Regions from separate parts of the Mus musculus genome. Here region 2 is linked to region 1. A link is a contact called in ENCODE Hi-C data. All regions are on one chromosome and are shown on one strand. Each heading gives the region's core, a stretch centred on a gene start or an enhancer-like site at or near the end of the contact. The rest is flanking DNA. Distances are from core to core; before and after follow the strand shown.

Region 1 (3,123 bases), core at 161-2,660:
CTTCATAATCAAAGGCGTTGAGATACGCTAGAAGGAGCATGGCCTTGGTTGCAAGGCAGACCTAGTTTCTCTTGACCGTTCCCTCTGTGATCTCTCTAGCAACGGTGTGTGTGTGTCTCACAGAATCCAGTGAGACCTGAGAGATGGGCTCTAATGTCACTAACTCCCAGGACTGCTGTAGGGGTTGTGGACGGCGTTGCCTCCTTGGCTCTGTGCTCAGATATATAGAGCCTAAAGGGTGTACAGAATTGTGAGTGAACCCAAGGTTATTACTAATCTACCATTCATGGAGATAAAATTTAAATGGCCTGAGATGAAATGTTTGTTTTAAATGATCATACATATGTGATTAAAACAGAAGGTAGGTGTGGCTGGAAGGCATTCAAGATTCTGTCTAACTTACACACGACTGAATTCCAACTTACTCCCACACAAAGTAAACTTTTACATCTCTTGCCTAGCCTGTGAGCTTTATAGATCTTTGAAAAGATTAGTGTTTAAGACTTACTCAGAAGCCAGTTTTTTTTAAAAAGTCCCCCCAGGGGCAAGGTAGAGTGAATAAAGTTGGGCTTATTTATTTATTTATTTATTTATTTATTTTTGTTAGTTTTAACATGGAAACTGTCTTCTTCTTGGGTACACCATGCATGTTGTAATTCACATTCGTCATCAGATTCGTGCACTGCGATCAATTTTATTTTATTCTCTAAAGGTGTGGGGCTTTGTGGGCATAAATGACTTTCAATGGTTGTGAAAGTTTCTCTTACCAAGCTTACAGTCCTGTGATACAGGTTTGAACTCTGTCTCTGACAGTTTCTCAGAAGTGTGTATTAGAGAGTAGGTCATGAGGCTAGCCTGAGAACTGGAGACGGACCACATTCCTGCCAGAAAGAATTCAGGTTTTAAGTGCAGAGCAAACATTACAGATTATGACTTCCATTTAGATTTTGTTACTTTCTGAATTATAAACGCCCTTCCCAAGAGCGACATCCCTCTGCCTGCTCTTCAGCTTCTGAGAAGTCATCTCCCAAATCTGCCATTTTTTCATGTTATCCAGTAAGCGGCTTCACGGGACAAAAAAAGTCACTGCTTGCTCTCAACCTGATGTCGCCCCCACCCCCACCCCACCCCACCCCACCCCAGGGTTCTGCTTTAAAGCGGGCGGGCGGGCTTTATTTCCTGCCCTTTGTCTTCTCAAAGCTCCTCCTTGACTCTGTATCACACTGCTGCTTTGGTGTTTCTGATTCTTGATCGCGCTCCACCACCGGCTCAAGCTTCCACTGAGTTTCAACAGCTGCGACATGTCTAAACTGCATTATCTTGCAACTGTTGGCTCCGGTGAGAACGAGAAAGGAGCCAAGTGACTAAAACAAAACATTTCACCGGGTTCCTATGGATACGCCCTGCCACCAGGAAGCGCGCGCTGGGCGGGGCTGACTCCTTCAGCCTCCGATGGCCTCTTCTGCGTGTTGCGTCCTTTGAGCATTCTGTAATGAGTGCCCGGGTAGAACCAGAGAATCTGATGACTGCAGTCACAGCATTAAAGGTGTGCCTTTTCGCCTATAAACCCACTCTTAAATAGGTTATTGTGTTTGAAGTGATTTACTACAATCGTTAAGAGACAAAATATGAATATTGAACAAGCGTTGTGCAAACCAAAGTGGGAAATGGTATACATTATGTAGCAGAGTAATCAGGAAATCACGAATATGCATCCCAATGAGGGTGAAGTCGCAGGGCAGATTGGAAAGACTTTCTTTATTGCAGGTTGAACCTGCGCAGAGCCCAGCACCGGTGATAATGGTGCTTGCGTTCCTTTGCATCTGATTTTTAGGGACCTCCGTGTCACTGTGGCTTCCTCTATGTGTTCAGGTTTTAGTTTTAATATATTTGCTTTGAGTTTGGCTTTGTCTTAGTGAGAAAACGCTGCAAGACACAAGTGTAAGCGTGCTGGATGCCCCTGAGTTACTGGTGGCTGGGGCGGAGCCAGGCAGGGAATAGGCTGTCCTGGAGGGAAGATCAGCTTCTACGTCACTTTAAAGGGAAATGCTTTTAAATCTCCATACACATGGTGGATTTTTTTTTTCTGGGTGTTTTCTATAGTTGGCCTTTTCTATGAGCTCTTCCTGCATAATTTTTTAAAATAAATTTTTGCCCATAATACATATGGGAAATATATGTCCTACTTAGTCACTAGCCGTTCAGTTCTGCATATAGAGGAGAAATGTAAAGTTTTTGTGTTGTCACCTATATGAGTATGTCTTTAGTGTTCTTCAGTACTATAATATTTCAATTATATGTATATTTTACTCACTAATTCCAGGATTTTGTGTTTTCTTTTTACAATTAATTATTTTTTTTAACTAAAAGAGCTGATGATTTTATTTTCACATTTCACATTTCACAATATAAGTGAAAACTGCACTTTTTTGTATTATTTCTCTCTCCAAAAATATTCAGTTAGGAAGGGAAGTTTCCTTTCCATGCATCTAGTAAACACTCAGGCTCAGCACCAAGAGCTCCTGGTGGAACAGAACAAGAAATACAAAACCATCAAGAGCGCTTCTGCTCTTATCTGTCTGGCCGGGTCATGCCAGGCCGGGTGGGCACCATCATAGGGCGGGCAGGAGGTCTTATCATGGGAGGCCCGGGCATCATGGGCATGTGGCCTCCCATGGGTGGTCTCATCCCAGGAGCTGGTCCCACGGTCATCATTCCGGGCGGAGGGGGGGCCCATCATTGACATCATGGGAGGGCCTCCCATGTGGGGCGCAGGCATCATGCCAGGCCGAGGAGGGCCCGGGAGACTGGGGGGAGGTGGGATCATGGCCCCTGCAGGCGGAGGAGCAGAGACCGGAGCGGAGGGATCTTCCCTTGTTGAAATGCAGCCGTTGTCTTGTCAGTCAGGCTCTGGGCCTGCTCTTCCATCCATTTCTGGTAATAGTCTTTCACATTCTCTTTGTGTTTCCGACCACTGCAGTGTGTCTTCCTCACAGATGGAGAATCGTGGGTAAGACACGTATCACAGTAGTCACAATAAAACTTGGGCATGATGCTCCACAAGCCGTTGGCTACCCCGGTCCCCGCCGCCAGGAACTCTACAATCAATTCTTAATCTAATTG
Region 2 (3,123 bases), core at 252-2,751, 57 kb after region 1:
GAGTTGTGCATCTTAGGGTTCTCCTGGGCCATCTTCCGCCGCTGAGCCCGCGACCACACCATGAAGGCGTTCATGGGCCGCTTGACGTGGTCCACAGGCTTGGACATGCTGTCGCCGTGCCGCGGCTGCAGCCCGCCGCCGCCGCCACCGGGGCCCTCGGCCTCCGCCCGGAGGAAATCAATGTTGGCTGCCAGAGGGAACCGGCTCAGCGGGCGGCCGTGCGTCCCCGCGTCGTTCCCGCGCGGGAAGAGAGGACCAGACGACCAGCCCTGGGTCGGGGCGCTGCGTCCCGGACCGCTTTGGTCTGTCTGGTCGAGCTCTAAGAAAAAATCCTCTCCGGGACCCTGAAACTTCTCCTCGGTGTCCCCACTCCGCGGTGTCACTCTGCCCTCTGCTTTTTTGTCCTCTGTCCCGTTGCTTTGGCTCGCCAACTCCCTGCAGGTGGCCGCTGCCTGGTTCTGCTCTCCCCTCTCCTCTGTCTTCAGCGCCTTAAAAGCCAAGCAGCCCCGAAAGTTGAGCGGCGGAGGATCCACCAAGTTGAGCCGAGAAGCCCGCCGCCGCGTGCTGCCAAGTGCCAAAGGGGGCTCTCGGCGGCTGGAGTGTTTGGGTTCTCCCCGGTGACTTTCTCATTTGACAGAAGCAGATGGGAGTGGGGGAGGGGTGGCCGCGAAGAGGAAGAGGAGGGGTAGGGTCGGGGCGCGCAGAGCAGGGCGGCGGACAGAAACACAAACACTGCAGCGGCCCGTCTTCTGTGTCGGGGTCAGGGCGCGCTGATGGAACCCCCAATCCTGTAGTTCTGCTGAGGGCTGACGCTGTCCCCGGGCACCTGCCTGGAGAATCTTGCTGCCGGGCTTTGGCACAGGAGAGGAGAGGAAGGAGGCGGGCTGAGGTTTTGAGTTAGCCTGAGTCGCCGGGCCTCAGTGGAGACTGTCCGGGTTCTCCGACTCGCTGCTGCAGGCTGTCCCCGGGGCCATGCTTGCTCCGCTGGCTCCCAGCTTCCCCGGGCGCACTGAAGGTCTCGGGCTCCCGGAGCACTCCAGAAGCGGAGGGCTGCTCGGTGCGGCGCGGCCGGCCAGGCCCGGGCGCCTTCTCCCAGCTCCGGTCGCAGCAGCCAGACACTTGCAACTAACTTCTCCCAAGTTTCCGGCCCGGGCTCAGCCGCGCCCCTCTCGGTGAGCGCGCCTCCGAGCGTGCGCCCGCGTGGGTGCCGCGCCCGCGAGCCCCTGGGTCCCGGCTACTCCGGGCGCCGCAGGCTGGAAGGATGCAGGGATCCAGGTCCTGGAGGAGGACGGGGATTAAAGAAAACGTGCTATATCACCTCAGATCGCAGGTCTGCTCTGGGGCTGCTCCTGCTTTCCCAGCTCCGGGCCCAGGCTTTCGCTCCGCCGCTTCCGAGGCGACTGCAGCCCGGCTCAGGTGAGTGTCGCCACCTGCGAGTGTTGGCGCCGGCAGCGGGCGCTGGGTGTGCATGTCCAGCCGCGGCCGTGTGTGAGTGTGTGTGTATATCCTGGGAGTGCGGAGGAGGAGCCGGGGAGTCCAGGAGGGAGGAGGGACCAGCGGAGCCTCCTCCCGTCCCCCCTCCCAACACTCCTCCTCCTACTCTTTTTTCACTTTGAGTGCAGGTTTAGGCGAGTGGAGTGTCCGCCGCGCGCCGCGGAGTCTGCGCACTGTTTGGAGCTTGGTGTCGCCGGCGGCTCCCCTGTTCTGCCCAGCGCTGCTGGTGCTCTGCTGGCTGCTCTTCCGGGAGGATGAAAGCGGTACACCAGAGGAAAAGAGCTTCAGAAACTGGCGAGGAAGAGGGTTGAGCCTGGGGGTGGGAGTGGGGGAAGAGTCTTTGAAAGTGTTTGAGACTGTTCCGAATGGCAAGAAAGTACTCATTTTCCTTGGAGGGCCAGGTGTGACTCGCAACAGACGCCTCCGGCAGTTTCTTGCCTCATGGTTGCACTCAGAGGTAGTGGAGTGGAAAGTAGCCCAGGATGGACAGAACATTTTTGGCAAGCCTTTGGAAAAGGAATGAGCCTAGGTTGAGCCCGCATCCCCTTCTGAATACACAGCTTTTTTAAACAGTTGTCTTCTGTCTTGTTTTGCCTTCTTTTAATTCTGGTCGTCAGAGCTATCTCTGTGTTGTTTCTTTAACGTTTGCAGTCTCTCAACGATAGGGCAAAGCTGCTTCAAATCAAAAGCATAAATCATTTCTCTAAATAAAAATTTTAAAAATGTTCTACTCTGACAGTTTTTATGCTGTTGAGCCAGTTTTCTTGCTTGGTAGTTAGAGCTATTATAATTGACGCTATACACAATCAAAAATCAAATAGCACCCCCGAATATTCCTGGGGAACCCCCCTCCTCAGGGACTTTGTGTTTCAGGCAGATTACTTGTCTTCCTTTGGCTGTTTGCAAGTAACACATTCGTATACACGGTTAGCTTTTTTTAAAATGTCTTTTTGCAATTTATGTCCAGTTTGTACACACACGGGACCTTTGAACCATTGATTTGTAATCAGGGCATTAACATGAATTGGTTTGCACTCCTATTTATTTAAGAATTGGGCTTGTTTTGTTGCTCATTTAAATTGAAGAAGGCGATGGCTTTTGAAATGTTTGTTGTGATAACAGACATGCCAGTCAGCAGTGGCATGTTAAGTGGGTTTCTGTTTTCCTTAGCTGTCATGTTTGTAAATGCTTATTTTGTATTGTTTTTGCTCTCCTGTTGCTAAAACAATTGAACTGATTCCTCTAGAATCATAATTCTTTACCTCACTTTTGTAGACACTGTCATTCAGACTCTGGGTGGTGCGATGCTAAGACTCTGGCAAGTGTAATTACATAGACTAGGATATTAAATACACTGTTTCATGATGATAAACTACAAAATTACTGTCTCTGAGCTTTCAACCTACCAACTTGCATAATAGTTTTGAGACAAAATATTACCCACTGTCACACAAAGAACATATATATGGGAACACAATATATGAAAACTGTTATTCACTAATTCTGAATAAAGTTGAGTCTAGTAATGAAAATTATCTTGACATAAAAAGATTGAAGGCTGAAGAAATCAATTTATGTTGGTAATTTAAATAATTTATGCGCTTCAAATTTATCTTATAAACATGCAAT

What was found. A loop is a pair of places that touch in the nucleus more often than their neighbours do.
Region 2: a map of heart shows a loop between it and region 1 (2.8-fold over the local background). The contact joins the promoter of Sox21 here to the enhancer-like site in region 1. A Hi-C loop is called at or near these places in 4 of 37 maps with a recorded cell type or tissue (all heart).

The regions. Positions count from the first base shown.
Region 1 is chr14:118,179,038-118,182,160 of GRCm38, forward strand. It overlaps the pseudogene Gm4674. Among named protein-coding and RNA genes, the nearest start is that of 4933431J24Rik, 30 kb to the right of the region's middle. Within about 2 kb of position 1,411, at least 3 of the 3 ENCODE cell types and tissues checked have a DNase peak (open chromatin) inside an H3K27ac peak, as active enhancers do; they include heart, where a contact is called at or near this core.
Region 2 is chr14:118,235,529-118,238,651 of GRCm38, forward strand. It overlaps Sox21 (SRY (sex determining region Y)-box 21), which reads right to left and starts at 1,502. Exons shown (of 1, transcript NM_177753.3): 1 at 1-1,502. The coding sequence starts at 107. It overlaps Gm4675 (predicted gene 4675), which reads left to right and starts at 704. Exons shown (of 3, transcript NR_131969.1): 1 at 704-1,416.